2 separate regions of the Mus musculus genome follow, and region 1 is linked to region 2. The links are chromatin loops, found by intact Hi-C in ENCODE. Cell type or tissue: left cerebral cortex. All regions are shown on one strand. Each heading gives the region's core, and the rest is flanking DNA. Links, peaks and the distances in the headings are about the cores only.

Region 1 (8,341 bases), core at 189-8,188, 380 kb before region 2:
GTAGAGTGGCACATGCCTCTAATCTCAGCACTCAGAAGGCAGAGGCTGCAGGCCTGAGGCCAGCCTATGCCAGCCAGGCTTTTATTTATAGTAAGACCTTTTCTAAAAATAAATAAATAAATAAATAAATTCATATTTTTTAAAACTATTAATAGGATAATTTGACCATTCATGCTAATCTTAAAAACAAATAAAACATTACTGTGGTTTGTCCCCTCAAAAGGTCATATTCTAGAAGGTTGCTCCCCAGTCTACAGAAGTTTGTGTAGTAGTGCCTAGTTGGAGGCACCTGGAATATGTGAGAGTTACACTGGCCTCTCAGTGACTAGGTCTTGGAGATTAATTCCCATAAGAAGCAGATTACTGCCACAAAAACAAACAAACAAATAAACAAATAGTGGCCCTACCCAGTCTCTTGCTTTTCCTCTTCTCATATAACAACCAGAGGCTTACCAAATGTGGTTGCTTGATTTTGGGACTCCAAAACTATAAGCTAAATAAACCCCTTTACTTCATAAAGTATCGAGATTTGGGTATTTTGTTATAGCATCCCCAAAGAAACTAAGACATATTAGCCCTATTAGTTAAAGCAACTCTTTATTCTGCTCTGAAATTGGGTCTTTTTTTTTTTTTTTTGACACAGGGTTTCTGGAGCTCTCTGTGTAGACTAGGCTGGCTTCAAACTCCCTCAAACTCAAGAGATTCACCTACCTCTGTTTCCTAAGTGCTAGGATTAAAGGTATATACACCACTATGCCTGGCTTTTACTTTAAAAAATTTTAAGAGGAGGTCTCACTACATAGTCCTGGCTGACCTGGAATTTGCTCTGTAGGCCAGGCCAGTCTCTAACTCAGAGGTCTGCCTGCATCTGCTCCTGCATGTTGGTATTAGAAGTGTGTTCTACTACATCCAAACTCATCATCATTTTTGTGCTTTCAAAAACCAGGAATGGACAGACAAAATGGCTCAGTATGTAAAGGCATGTACCAAGTCAATCCTGGAGCCTAAAGGAGGAGAGAAGTGATCGCACAAAGTTGTCCTCTGATCTCCACATGTTTTATGACACATGCATACACATCATGCACACACACACATGATAAAGAATTAAAAAAGAAAAAGGTACGTGGTCAATGCCTATATTAGCACTCAGGAGAATAGTGGGTAAAGGCATTTGATATCAAGCTTAGATCTGAGTTTGATATCCAGGACCAACTTGGTAGAAGAAGAGAACTCACTCCTCTGACCTCCACACATGCAGTAGTACATATGTGAATGCTGTGTGCACCAGTATTCACATACACATATGAATGTATACACATAAGCACATAAATACATACACCCTGCCTAACTCTGCCTCCCAAGTGCTGGGATTAAAGGTATATGCCACCACCTGGCTTTTTTAACATTTAAAAATTTTTAAGCTTTTAAGAGTTTAACACTAGACAGTGCTATGCTATAAGTGCTATATTTGAGGTCAGTCCAGAAAAAGAAATGAAGTCAAGGGTCAGAAAGATGGCTCAGTGGTTGAGAGCACTGACTGCTCTTCCAGAGGTCCTGAGTTCAATTCCCAGCAACCATATGGTGGCTCACAATAGTCTGTGATGGGATCTAATGCCCTCTTCTGGTGTGTTTGAAGAGAGCAACACTGTAATATATATATATATATATACACATCTTTAAAAAGGAAAAAAAAAAAAAAAGCTGGGCACGCTGGTACATGCTATAATCTCAGCACTGGGGAGGCAAAGACAGGTGCTGATATCCCTGGAACTTGCCCAGCCTAGCCTAAGCAGAAAGACCTGTGTGTAAAAAACAAAATGGAGAATCCCTGAGGAATAATCCTTGAGGTTGTCCTGTGCCCCCCACAGAGAGGAACATGTACACACACACACACAAACCTTTGTTCATTTGTAGGCATTGCTGAGCTACAGCTATGTACACCAAAATGCAATGACATAACCTAAAGTGAACTTTTGCTCCACAAGTCTTTGTCAAGTGAGAACAGTACAGCATAAGCACTTCTAGTATACGTTATACACCCACCGTGTACTTAAGATTGTGTCTTAAGACCCTGAAAGCTTAAGAAACCATCTTGAACTCTGAGACTTGCTATATGGCATTTATGTTTATACAATATTTCCATCAATGTATTTTGTTTGAAATGAATCACTTGTGTGGTGATTTGAATAGGTATGGGCCCCACAGATTTATGCTTAGCCATAGGGAGTGGCACTATTAGGAGGCTAGCCTTTCACTGTGGGCGTGTGCTTTGAGGGCTCCGTCTATGCTCAGACTCCACCCAGTGCAGAAGAAACCCTCCTACAGACTGCCTAGAGAAGACAATCTTCTCATGGCAGCCCTTCCATCAGGAACTCCTGGCTTCTCCAGCACCAAATCTGCCTGCATCATGCCAGACTTCCCACCATGATGATAATGAACTGAACCTCTGAAACTGTAAGCCAGCCCAGTTAAGTTTTTGCCTTTATAATAGCTGCCTTGGTTATGGTGTCTCTTCATAGCAATAAAACCCAAACTAAGACAACCTACATACAAAAAAAATATTGGATTATAGCAGTATTGATTTTAGATAGTTTGCTGCAAGATTTAAAGTCTTTTCCCTCCCACAGCATGATAGGGAATTCCAGGTATCATGTACCTTTGGAGCTTTCTCAATCTCTACCAGGCACATCCTGCAATTTCCAGCAACAGACAACCTTTCATGGTAACAGAATCGAGGGATTTGCATGCCGACCTTCTCGCAAGCCTAGAAGACAAAATGCTGCTTTAGAATAATTTCCTTTGGATCTTGTTCTTACTGAACACAACAGATGGAGGCATCTTTTATTATTTTATCACCGTTACCCACTTATCTTAACCTACTCCTATGTAAGTTCCTCAAGAACTCTTGCTCTGTTCCAAACCTGGGAGCTCTGAAATTAGGTAAGACCTCACAGTCTATGGTAAAGTCTTTCTCCATTATCTGCTTTGTCCACAGTCCACAAAAGCTCCCTGTCAAAGCGTCACTCCTGACCTTCTCTTCTCATCTGAGTCACAGACCAACTTACACCTTATAGCTGGCCATGATTTAGTTTTACTTCTGACATCTCTACCACCCCCGAGCTAGCCAAAATACTTTCCATTGTGCCTTGATTTTATTTATTTATTTGTTTGTTTGTTTGTTTGTTTGTTTTTATTTTTATTTTTTGGCTAACATTCAGTGTTTTCCTGTCTGTCTATGTCTAACCACAGTCTAGAAATGAAAAAAAAAAAAGTTTAGGTCTGTGATAACCCACAGTCATACAGCAGCGTCTGTCTATGAGCAAATTGGTTACTTCTGGAGAAACTTAGAGAAACTGTGTACTGTCCTTCACTTGCCTGCCTTGCAGGACACATTGCTATATTGAAACTAAACAGTATGAAGGAAATAATTTTTTAAAATAAAAATCAGAAAACTCACAGAGTCATAAAAGTAATTACCTGCAGAACAGTGGTTCCTGGTTCCACCATGACAGACTGACCATCAACAAATACTTCAATCAAGTTACTTGCTGCTGTGCCAGTTGTGCGAACTGGCCATCAAAACAATAGGGTAAAAAAACAAATAAAATAAATTGAATTCATTGCAGCAGAGCCTAATGAATTAGCTAAATATAAAAATTTTCATTTTTTACTAGTCTTCTCTCTCTAGATGCAAATTTTTTGTTTGTTTGTTTGTTTTTTCCAGTCAGGGTTTCTCTCTGTAGTTCTGGCTGTCCTGAAAAGACCAGACCAGGCTGGCCTTGAACTCAGAAATCCCCCTGCTTCTACATTCTCAGTGCTGGGATTAAAGGCATGCGCCATCACAGCCTGGCTAAGATATGAATTTTTCAAGCACTAAATAAGCATAAAAGCTTTTTTAACTCAATTACATCAAACATATGTTGTCAGGTTTAGTTTTGGGTTTTGGTTTTTGTTTTTTTTTTTTTTTTGGTTTTTCGAGACAGGGTTTCTCTGTATAGTCCTGGCTGTCCTGGAGCTCACTTTGTAGAGCAGGCTGGCCTCGAACTCAGAAATCCGCCTGCCTCTGCCTCCCGAGTGCTGGGATTAAAGGTGTGCGCCACCACACCAGGCTAGTTTTGGATTTTTTAAAGACATTCAAAAATACTCATGGTGGCTTACAACCATCTGTAACGGGATCTGATGCCCTCTTCTGGTGTGTCTGAAGACAGCTACAGTGTACTCTAATATACATAAAATAAATATTAAAAAAATTAATGAATATACAACAAAAACTTACCATATCCTTTAGGAGAATTAGAAAGGCCTATCAAGGCCCTTTTTATAGGTATCCTTAACATGATGGCTAAAAAACATTAAAAAAAAAAAGATTAATTTTGTAGAAGGAAAAGAACTTACTTATAAAATTTCTGGTACTGTTTTATAGTTTTGCATACATTATTCTAAGAGAATATTCAGAAGTCCCACTGTTTTCCCTCAAATTGTACATATAAAATGCAGTCCCAGAGACTTTAGTTTATACAACGTCAAATAGCTAAGAAGTAGTCAGTATATAGTAGGCTTTGGGTCCTTGGATAGGTAAGGTACAACTGAGCTACATCTCCAGCACTAAACTTGGGCTTTGTAATATAAAATAAAGGGCAATTCTGATCTAGCCAGAAGAAAGCGGTAAGAGCTTGCAATACAGCTCAGCTGGTACAAGAGTGCTTGCCTAGCACTGAGGAAGTCCTAACTTCTAACACCAGCACAGCACAATCCAATTATATGCGTGTAATCCCTGAACTTGAGAGGTAAAGGCAGAAGGATCAGAAGTATAAGGACATCTGCTACAGCAAGTTTGAAGTCAGGCAGAGATACAGGAAACATCTCAAAAGAAAAAGAATTAAGAATAAAGTAAAATAAGTTGCAAGAATAACTCTTTGTCACTAATAGCTATCTAAAATAAAATAACTTTCTGCGTTCACCTCCTACCAGTACACTGGGAATTTTGTTTGTTGATACAAGGTCTTATTATTAATCTTGGCTAATTTTGAAGCAATTCCCCTGCCTCTGCTTCCTGGGTGCTACCACAACTAGTTCCAGCACACTCTCTCATGATATGTATTTTATGTGCATCTTTGAGGAGCTTTGTTCTCTCACAGTCCTACAATTGCTTGTATTATGCTTCTATCCTAAATGTACTATGAACTTGTGACATCTTCCTTTCAGTACCAGTTCCCAAAAGCTAGTAAAGATAGGCTTTAAAACAATGGACCTATGTTGTTTTGGGTGTTTTAGAGGCCTAATCTTAGTTATTTGGGACACCAAAGCAGCAGGATCCCATGTTCCCAGACTGCGAGACCCTGACTCAAAAATGGAAAGGTAAGTGGAGAGGCTCAGAGGTTGAAGAGCACTTGCTGCTCTTGTGCAGAAAACCTGGTTTCAGCTCCCAGGGCCCAAATGATGGCTCCCAAGCATCCAGAACTGCAGTTACTAATGTCCTCTTTTGATCTTTGCAAGTACCAACTCACACACACAGCACACATGTAAAAGCAGGCAAAGCACTTATACGAAAAGAGAATAAGCTGGGCACAGTGGTACACACCTTTAATCACAGTGCCTATGAAGCAGCGGCAGGCAGATCTCTGAGTTCAAGACCAGCTTGGTCTACAGAGTGAGTTCCAACAGCCAGGGCTATATGGAGAAATCCTGTCTCAAAAAATAAAAACAAAAACAAGAAAATAAAATAAATTGTTTTCAATTTTTTTTTAATTGAAAGTAAAGTAAGGGACGGAAATGTGGCTCAATGGTACCAAGTGTGAGACAGCCCTAGGTTCAATAACCAGGACTGAAAAAAATTTAAATGAAGGGCTAGAAAGATGGCTCAGAGGTTAGAGTAATGTATCAGCCAAGCTGTCTGTAACTCTAGTTCTAAGGTATCTGACACCCTATCGTGCCTCTGTGGATACCAGGCACATATATTGTACATAGACATGAATACAAGTAATACATAAATAAATAACTAGGTATAAAACATTAAAAAATAAAACAATGATTCTCCTTTGTCCAACAGGGACCGAGGGAGATTACATGAGAGCTCATGTCTCTAGCTGCATATGTAGCAGAAGATGGCCTAGTCAGCCATCACTGGGAAGAGAGGCCCCTTGGTCTTGCAAACTTTATATGCCCCAGTACAGGGGAATGCCAGGGCCAAGAAGTGGGAGTGAGTGGGTAGGGGAGCAGGGTGGGGGTGGGGGTGGCTATAGGGGACTTTTGGGATAGCATTTGAAATGTAAATGAAGAAAATATCTAATAAAAAAAAGAAAAAGTTCTTTGATGAATATGAACAAAACATGTTATATAAGATTCTCATAGAATTAACAAACTTTTTCTAAGTTTAAACAAAGCCTGGAATGTGGACAAATATTTCTGTTAATGAAATATGCTGTACTTCATTAGACTATAATAATGTTCAAACACAATCACAAAATTTTATGGTTTATGTGTAGTTAGAAATTTTTAATTATAAATATACACATATATTGACTTAAAAAAATGTATCAACATTAAAAAAATAGTAAAAATGTTTCAACAGGTGGTGGCGCACGCCTTTAATCCCAGCACTCGGGAGGCAGAGGCAGGTGGATTTCTGAGTCGAGGCCAGCCTGGTCTACAGAGTGAGTTCCAGGACAGCCAGGGCTATACAGAGAAACCCTGACTCGAAAAACCAAAAAAAAAAAAAAAAAAAAAAAAAGTTTCAACAGTAATAGCAGTTCTAATAGTAAATAATCCCAAAACATATTTTTTTTTCCCTTTTTAATTTAAAAAAAAAAAAATGTGAGGGCTGCTGGAGAGATGGCTCGGTGGTTAAGAGCACTGACTGCTCTTCTAGAGATCCTGAGTTCAATTCCCAGCAACCACATGGTGGCTTACAACCATCTGTAATAGAAGCTGATGCCCTCCTCTGGTGTGTCTGAGGAGAGCAACAGTATACTCACATAAAATAAATAAATCTTTAAAAGAATGTGCCAATGTGCCGGGCGTGGTGGCGCACGCCTTTAGTCCCAGCACTCAGGAGGCAGAGGCAGGCGGATTTCTGAGTTCAAGGCCAGCCTGGTCTACAAAGTGAGTTCCAGGACAGCCAGGGCTATACAGAGAAACTCTGTCTTGGAAAAACCAAAAAAAAAAAAAAAAAAAAAAGAAAGTGTTTGTTCTGTGTTTTGTCTGCATGTCTATTCACCATGTGCATGCCTGATGTCCAAGGAGGCCAGGAGAGGTTATCAGATCCTCTGGAACTGGAGTTACAGACAGTTGCTGAGCTGTCATGTAATTTTAGAGAATCAGATCTGGGTCCTCTGAAAGAACAGTCTTAACTACCCAGCCATCTTTCCAATCCCAAAGGTATGGCCTAGGCTGGTCTTGAATTCATGATCCTCCTGTCTGTGCTTCTTGAACATATCCTACTGGCATGTGCTACTACAACTGGCTTTTAGCTATGTAAAGACCAAGCTGGCCTGAAACTCAGAAATCCACCAACAGACCTCTGCCTCTCAAGTGCTGAAATTAAAGGCATGCACTACCACTTCAGATAAAATAGAATCCTAAACATTAAAGTCTGTAGTTATTATAGATGACATATAATTAAACATTTCATTAACTCATAATTTATTTAACTAATTCTTTAATAATGGTAATCTACAATTTACAATACTGAATTTGCAGATACCAAGTCTGTTATCCACTAGGCATTGGTTCTTTACCTATAAAGCAAATCTACAGTTTCCCAGGGTGTAATTACTAGGTCAGTAATTGCCAATAATAAAACAAAGAAAGGGCTGAAGAGATGGCTCAGTGGTTAAGAGTGCTGACTGCTCTTCCAAAGGTCCTGAGTTCAAATCCCAGCAACCACATGGTGGCTCACAACCATCCTAACAAGATCTGACACCCTCTTCTGGAGTATCTGAAGACAGCTACACTGTCCTTACATATAATAAATAAATAAATCTTAAAAAAAAAAAAAAACAAAGAAATAAAAAACAAAGAAATAATAAAAACTAACATCAATTTAATCAGTAATGGCTACTGATAATCAGTTGTATACTGTTCTTCATCTGTGTCCCTTTTCCTTATTAAAAACACGCCATGTATATATTTTATTATTCTACTTACTAAACTTGGGCTGAGCAGGTAGCTTTAGTGCAAGGCCTAAAACGTAAAGGTAGGCTGCATTGGGCTGTATGCAGAGTACAAACAACAAACAAGCCCACAATACTAAATTGAAGGTAAATTATCGATTTTGTTACCTACTAGACTGTAAGTTCCTTGACAAAAGATTTGGTTATTTCTCTTTTCTGAAGACTAGCAA
Region 2 (8,341 bases), core at 46-8,045:
CCATCCAATAGCTGACTGTGATCTTTCTTGACATATTTGAATATGTTGAGTTGGAGCACAGTCTTAGTCACTTTTACTTTCTGTTCCCATGTGAAAACTTCCTGTTCTGAAAGATGCTTGTGGGGCACAGTCTCAAGGGAGAAATGATTTGAAGGGTGTACACCATCTATAGATGTTTTAAGGCTCTCCTAAGGAGCTTGAAATGAGATTGATAACAATGAAGAAGTAATAACTGGCTTTGTTCTACTCTCTCAAATGTTTCCCAAACATTTTCAACTCTGAAAACCCAGTATGGTCTTCCAATGGCGGTGGCACAAGTATTATCACAGAGCCTGGCTCAAAACCTTGGAATCCAGTGGGAACCTTCGAGCAGGAAGCCAAGTATGTACACTGACTTCTTACTCCAGTCCCCTTGTCGTTCTGTGTGTATTACGCATGCCCAGTCACCGAGAATACTTTATTTCCATGCCACCGTGGTTTAATCATAGTGCATCTCATGCTTCAAAAAATAATCTTGAACATTTTGAGATCATTATTAGGCTATCTGAGGGGAATACATTTCTCTTTCAAAATTCATAAGCTTATCCTCCGTCAGCTCTATCTTACATAGAGAACGTTGGGACGAGGTGGGGTGGTAGTGGTATGCATATATTCTCCAGAGATTTAATCATTTGAGCATAGACACAAAATGACAGATACAGCTCTGTGGAGAGATGATCAGATATATAGTGCATTGGGAATGAGATCTACAGCATACAAGGAGCTCATATTTAAATGCTAACCACACTCACCCACAAGGTCATATCTAGAAGGTGAGCTCCTGTCTCCCCTAAGCAAAGCCTGCCTCTGGCCCTTTAAGCTTCAAATGCGTGGGCACAGGACACAATTGTCCTCTGGTGCAGGTAGGTCCAAGAGGAGCTCATCCATGGCCCCTGACCCATGTGGCATCAAAGTAAGGCAAGGGACTGTTGAGGCCACTGTTTCCATTGAACAGATGAGAGAAGGAAGGATAGGACTAACTTTTCAAGTGGGCTGAGGACTGAGGGAACGTCAGATATTTAGAAGCCCATGGAAATATCTGGTTCGTTTTAAAATCAGGATAAAGTCCATATCTCATTTATTTTAAAATCAGGATAAAATCCAACCCAAATTTTAGTCCCCTTTGTATGAGCACCGTGGTCAAATATAATCTTGGTACATTTTTGTGGTAGAAGGCAAAGCATCACAATGGGACCTGGTGGAGAAAAAGAGCAGCACGTTCATCCATTGTTCATTTAATGAGAAAATAAGCTGAAATCCTCACTCTCTCATTATATATCGTCCTGAGAGCGAGGAGAAAAAAACCCTCTCTTCCCACCCAGGCCTTCCCAGAGAAGAAAAGAAAAGTGCATTATCTCACATGCTGTCTTCTATGTGACTGATAGGTAGTACTGTGGAGAAGTGGAAGGACACCCGCATCCATACTCCTGAGTCCCTTTATGTCATTAAGGACCAAGTACACACAGTCATGACAAGCACCCAGCAACAGTCTCCTAGTCTCCACAAACTTTCATTTACTAAAATCTTGCTCAGACTATGTGCTTTCTCAAGGAAGTAGCCACCTCACTTTAAAGTTTCAGAAACTGACCCAGATAGCTCAGACTCGGGAAGAAGAACATTGGGTTCCGTAACTTAGTTAAAAGTCCTGGAGGCCAGTGCTGGGGTCAGCTGAGCTGTTATTGGACTGAATGGTGAAGTAGACTGGGATGAGATTGTTGCACTTCTCTGGCTGATCCTAGCCCTGACTCCAGCAAATTGAATTTTATTCTTTAGCTGCCCTGTGTCTGAAGGACTTCAGTGACATTGTGCTGTATTCATACAGACTGTCTGGGAATGCCATCTATCTGTTTGAGCCCTAAAGCCATGCTGGGAGATAGGTAGACATCACTTCCATTCTAAAGCAGACACCCTGCCCCTCCCCTTCCCCCCCCCCCCTCAAAAAAAGCTGAGTGTCTTCTCTATGGGACTCTCTCCTTGATTAAAAGATGGACTAGAATTCATCTTTTTGTTTCTAGCCAATGGTACTTCTAACTAAACATTGAATTTTAGAAATCTAATCAAGGTAACTGAGTAACAAAAATGAAGAGAGGACCAAGGTTGTTTTCCCCCTTAGGAAGCAATCTATACTCCAGGCATAAGAACCCATGAACTAAAGGAAATAGAGGAGTCTTGACACTCTGTATTGAGGAAGTTTTGCAAGAACTGGTGCAAACTGAAGCTGTGACTTTGTCTCCCCTCACCCCCTTTGTTGTTCTTGTTTCATTGAGCTAGAATGTGAATGCATAGAGTCCTGGGGCGGCTGCATCATGGAAGAAACAGGGTAAGTCTGCATTACTCTTGCATGTGATGTATGCCCAATGCAAAAATGGCTGCATATATAGTCATTAGAGACACAGCCTCTCAGGTACTGGTCTTTTAGGCTAAGCACTTAGTATAAATTCAATAATTAATTGTCTGATATTTTAAAACTGACAGTGCTAATTCACTTTATGTTTTAATTTTTAATTTAAGGTTGGGGAGAAAAGTGAAATGTATTAGCTACTTGTATTTATTAACCCTTACAGGAATCACATGACTAAAAGCTTCTGCGTTTGGTAGTGGCATTAATCTTTTAATATACTTAGAATAAAAGCAGATGGTCTACCTGAAGCAGCCAGTGAAAATCAATTCAGTCATCCATTTACATTTTAAGGAACTTATAAATGCTAGTTTATGGTAATAAATTTGTAGCATATTGTTTGTAGAGTCGACAGAGTTTTGTTTTTTTTTTTAAATAATTCAGAGTTATAATGCCTAAACAGAAGAGTTGCCAAGTGGTAGACAAGCACCATTACTTTACTTGTCTTTCCTTGGTGGGCACTTGTGCAACTGGACCAGCTGTCCAGTAGCACTCGTGGCCTGAGACCTGGCACCACTGCTGTTTCCAGGAGACTCCCACACTATGTAGGCCATTGCCAGTAGGCATCATAGTAGTGGCGAGAATTTTCTTTCTTACTGTCTTTGCTTAGGCCAGACACTGGGAATTTTTTGTCCTACCATTGTTCTGCACTGATGCCAACGAAACCATCTCCTTCCCTGGGGGCCCTTCCTTCTTCTTCCATAGAGAGGAAAAAGTTTATGCAATTAACTGTTACCCCTTCGATGCCAGAGCATATTCCTTGAAATGCAGTCTAACCTTGAAATGCTTGCCTTTTCCGGCCATATTATTTGTGCTCCACAGTTGAGTTCTTTATGATGATGCAGGCTTAATAGGTCCCATAGCAAAGACGCCATATATATGTTGCTTTTGTATGACAATATTATTGCCTTTTAAATTGTCAATTTCTAAGTGAGTTTTGGATTGAATATTTATAGGATGCAATAAACTATTTGAAGCTAATGTATATTTTCTCAAAGATATATTTGGTATACTTCTTGTAAGACATTGCTGTCAATAGAGGTGAATTTTAATTCTGCACATACCCTCATACATAAAACTATTGCATTATATCCTAGAATGGCCTATTGCAGACATTCCCTGGGAACTAATGTGTATGATTTAGCTTAACCTCGTCGTGTGTATGATAGTCCCCTGTGTGCTGACATAGGGGTCTTAATTTGATTGAATAAATCACAGAGAGGTTCATTTTTTATTCATGCTAAATCATGAATATTGCTCAATAATTGTATTTGAAATGAAGAATAAAGAGCCATTGCTCACGGGAGCATCCCTTAATTCTTTTTTGCTGTGGGCATACACACTAATAACATATGCATGTATGATCCAGCATGATCCCACACATCCTTCAGGGTTTATTCATTTACTTACATTTTGGCTTGTTGAAGCCTGAGTAACACTGTCTTTAATAAACTGACCTTCCAGCCTCTTCTCTGAAAAGAAGGTTTAGTAGGCTGCTGGACCCCCTTTATTCAGAACAGAGTAAAGGAAAGTGAGGTTGCCTCTATTGAGACACAGTAAATAAAAATAATCAAGCTTTAAAACCTAGTCTTGATTTAAGATTTTGTAGCAAACCTTTTAAACGATGGGTTTCGAGACAGACCAGGCAGGGGGTCGGTAGCTTGGGAGTGACCAATCTCCTAGTCTGTGAAGGTTTTCATTTTCCTTTCTCCTATAGACTCCACCCCGTAGATGTAGCAGCTTGTACCCAAGCATCTTACCAAATATTTGTGCTGATCCATCTACATCCAGGATGAACTTTCAGTGGTTTTTAATTTTCTTCTCTGATGATGGCTTTTGTGAATTTTTTTTTTTTTTTTTTACATAATTGGTTCCTTGTTTCTTCAGGGTGTCCCACTCTCGAAAGTTCTCAAAGTGCAGCATTTTGGAGTACAGAGACTTTTTACAGAGAGGTGGCGGAGCATGTCTTTTCAATAGGCCAACTAAGGTTAGTGACTTGATTTTCCAATAGTAAGGATATGGCAAACATCAGAGACTGTTCTCAGAAAGCAAGTCTCATGTCACACAGTTCACTACATTGCTACAAGCTCCCTTCCTCAGCTTCCCAGACACTGCAAGTTCAGGTAGGAGCCACTAAACCCAACTGATAGATGCTCAGTTATAGAGAGCCGCTGCATGCTCAAGAGACCAAATTGAGTGTCAGTGTTCAGTGCTCGCTTGCAGTTCCCTAAAACGCAAAATTCTACAGAATTTCATGTTGGTGTTTTCATTTTTCTGCTAAGACATAGGGAGTCAGAATGGAAAGAACTTTTCCTTGGATCACTTCTTTGCTAAGTCTCATTTAACCTTGGCATTCCTTCTGGAGACTTAGTTTTCTCCTCCCGAAAGTTTCTCCTACCATCCAGCTCCAACTCCTCCACTCTCTGGGGTGATCTGGTCCCAGGCAGAAAGCATTACTGATGTCAGCCAAGCAAAAAGTGGTCTTGGTCTAACATTTGCAAGTTCTATAAATACCTCAAGTATTTCTACTACATAGTTCCCTTCCTCTGGAAGCCCACGCTGGCAATGGCGTTTCATAAGAGTATGTATAAACAAAATTGCAATTCCTCAAGCACAAACTTAAAGAAAATTATACATTTCCAGAAGAGATTTTTAGGAGTTTTCAGAAAACACATTTGACAGTAAAATTAAATTTTGAAAATCTTCTTTTGGCCCTCATGATATAAATATTTATTTCTTGCTGTAAGAAGCATGAAATTGTTTGATTATAAGATATGCTCCAGTTCCCTTGACATAGAACACAACCAATCATCACACTTTCCTAAAGTTCAGCAAAGGCAGCATTCTCCAGCTGACAGGCTAACGCTTTTGCAGAAGGCGCTGTGTTTTTATAGGAGCATGTTTGGAAATGAAGCAGGCCAGCAGTTGAAAAGACAGAACTGGCATTATTAGCAGATGGTATTGGAATTTGACCATGGGAAAAAATTCACTTTTCTTTTAGAATAACACCTCACATGTCAGATAGAGTTCATTTGTATAGAGAATGTTCGATACTCTGCAAATTTAAAGAGTGGCAATATTGTGTTGACCTTGTCTTTAAAAAAAAATCAGTCACCAAGGCAAACAACGGATAGACTGATTTATTTCATACTCACAAGTGAGTGATACAGCTAGTGTCGGAATGACTGCTTGGAACCTGACATCCCTGAGAAATCTCAGTAAAGCCAAAGCGCTGTAAATCTCAAGAGAACTGAGACGTTAAAAGTGACTGTGCACCATTAAAATAGGCTGCTCGGTCTTTCCTGGCAGTGACCTCTGGGCATAGAAACCAGAAGTCTTGAAGGCATCTGAAATGAGTGAGCTGTGTAATGAAGAACTCCTGTGAACTGCTGGCAGTTTTGAATTACATGGAGCACGGCTAGTGTTACCTTGCCCTGCAACTGGCAGCCAGTTGTAAGCACTGTGCTTCAGGAGACAGCTCTAGCTTGTTTGGAGAGGTTAAGGTCTCTGGAATATACACTTCTCAGATTACCTGTAAACAGGAAGAAAATTATCCTGGTAACTTGGGAATTTCACACCAAAAAACTATGTTTACATATTCAATCTCAGAAGTTAGATACAGGACAATTTCTCCTTTTAAACTACAAATTACAATGATCAAAAAAGAAGGCTTCATGAATTCCAGTAGAGTAGCTTGTATGTATATAACTAATTTTTTATCCCCAGTGTTCTTAGTCAATGAATATATGCATAGGCAAGTGTTGCTTGTTATTTTCCATTGATATGCATATTTTCTCTGCTTCAGAAATCTTCCCAGTTGCTGTGATTTACATCTGTTTTGAGATAGTGACCAAACTCAGGAAGGGGAAAGAACCCAAGAACTAAAGCCTGGTACCAAGTGTTGGCCATCTTTCTACTGCCCTGCCTTTTTCTGCATTCTCTTGCCTGCCAGTCAAAGGAGCATGGAGATTAATTAGCACTACTGACTCCCACCCAACTCGGCTAGAACATTTCCTTACTTCTTATAATAGTTCTTTCCTGGAAGTAGTAGAAGCAAGTCTTTCTTGTGTAGACTCAGTGGTAGATGACTGTTGCCCATAGTGTATGTGGCTACTGGAGGCAAGCTTTTTCTCTGAAGTTCATGGCTCTGAGCATCTGTGTTGAGGTGTGCTATTCCAGACTCTCTCCTTATACCCCACACACCCAGAAGTGATAATCATTCCAGGAAAGTCCTGTCCCAGCCAATAGGATATAGACACTTTTGATGTGAGTAAGCAACTTTCTCATCGATCCATCTATAGTATTATTATCCAGAAACAAGTTCATGGCACCATGAGGGGGGGATATTCTAGAAACTTCTTCTGCTATGAGTGCAGCAATGACTGAGAGATTTCTATTGATTCACATGGCTATACATTAACTTAACATACTTAGTTTTTTTCTTTATGAGTATTAAGAGATTGGGTATTTGCATATAGTTAATTTATTGAAATTCCTAAGTTATTGAATTAATTTTCTTTCTACTCACAGATAATTCAAGGAATGCAATGGTGGGACTTTGTGCCAGACAATGCAGATTTCTTTCCAATGAGTGGGATAGATTTGAGTCTCTGACAACATTGTTCTAAGCTTATTGGCATTTCCTTAGTTGTACATCACACATTTGGTTTTGACTAAACATATTTATCTTTCTGACAGTTTGGATGTCTTCTTGGCTGCCTTTAGTCAAGTCAGCAAATTAGATATCTATGAGTCTTATTACTAATACATTTTAGCTCCATTAGAAAACATGGGAAGCGATCTATTTTTCTTGACAGCTTAACTCCATAGTCAATCTAATGCTGGAAGGTTGTCTCTCAAGACCCCACCAAGGAAATCCCCAGAGATACCACATCCTTTCTAAGATGATTTTAAAGAGTGTTATTAATAAGCAAATAGTAGATCACTTATTATATGATGACTCATCAGTTAAGAGAACTTGCTGTTCTTTCGGAATAGTGGAGTTTGGCTCCCTGCACTGACACTAGGCAGCTTATAACTATTTGTAGCTGTAGTTCCAAGCAATCCAATGTTACTTTCTGACCTCTCCAACTACCCACGTGTGTGTGTGTGTGTGTGCATATACTTACATAGGTACACACAGAACACACAAGTAAAAATGAATATAAAGTAATAATCACAGAAGATTCATATGATACAGCCATGTATATGGCCAGCTTGATGTATAGGTTTTCTGCAATAAATTCAAATGCTTTTCTCTGCATTCTCCATTCTCTTTCAGCTGTTTGAGCCCACGGAATGTGGAAATGGATATGTGGAGGCCGGGGAGGAATGCGACTGTGGTTTCCATGTGGTAGGTATAAGAGACTGTCTCTACTTTTAGCTCAGTTCATCCTCCAAGCTAAGAAGAACAACAGCGGAGAACAGACATGTTATCCTTCATTGTGGGGTCACTGCCTTCTTTTTTTTTCCTGATTGCTATGATCAATGCTTTGTCCCAGCTCAGACACATAAGAATTTGTCATGTTGTTGTTGCAGCCGTGTCTGAAAAGCTTAATGGATTGTTCTAATCAAATTCCTGACCTTTAAAAAGTTAATTCAGAGCTCATATCCATCTCAGGCACCTTGTACAGAATCATGAGCATTTCCCATGCCGCATTTATTTTTTTTCCTTTATGAGATAAAACCTGGGTATTAAGAACATGGTATAGTTACAGAGGCTTGTGTGGGGGTGCCTGTTAATGAATAATCATACTCTTGGGAGATCACTCTGCTGAGAAACATGGCAGGAGTCTGTCATCATTTGAAGTGATTGGTTTCTCTAAAATGTTAGTGTACTGATTATAGAACTCTTGTCATCTGATGCATAAACTGCACATGGAGGGAATACTGATGGGCAGTGGT

Evidence for each region. A loop is a pair of places that touch in the nucleus more often than their neighbours do. Peaks named below come from ENCODE experiments on the same cell type or tissue, not always from the same donor. Only the 100,000 strongest peaks of a DNase experiment are listed, where the experiment ranks them.
Region 1: it touches region 2 in a loop (2.6-fold over the local background); 1 of 42 quality-filtered maps calls a loop at or near these places.

What each region holds. Positions count from the first base shown.
Region 1 is chr1:63,166,573-63,174,913 of GRCm38, forward strand. It overlaps Ndufs1 (NADH:ubiquinone oxidoreductase core subunit S1), which reads right to left. Exons shown (of 19, transcript NM_145518.2): 2 at 4,277-4,342; 3 at 3,478-3,569; 4 at 2,657-2,764. The coding sequence starts at 4,337. Among named protein-coding and RNA genes, the nearest start is that of Ndufs1, 6.1 kb to the right of the region's middle. In left cerebral cortex, for the core only: a CTCF peak has its summit at 4,210 (motif pointing left); no DNase peak of the experiment used is centred there.
Region 2 is chr1:63,547,437-63,555,777 of GRCm38, forward strand. Adam23 (a disintegrin and metallopeptidase domain 23) reads left to right here. Exons shown (of 26, transcript NM_011780.3): 13 at 291-381; 14 at 2,311-2,359; 15 at 4,325-4,424; 16 at 7,719-7,790. Among named protein-coding and RNA genes, the nearest start is that of Gm22281, 24 kb to the right of the region's middle. In left cerebral cortex, for the core only: no CTCF peak of the experiment used is centred there; DNase peaks (open chromatin) are centred at 4,926 and 7,769.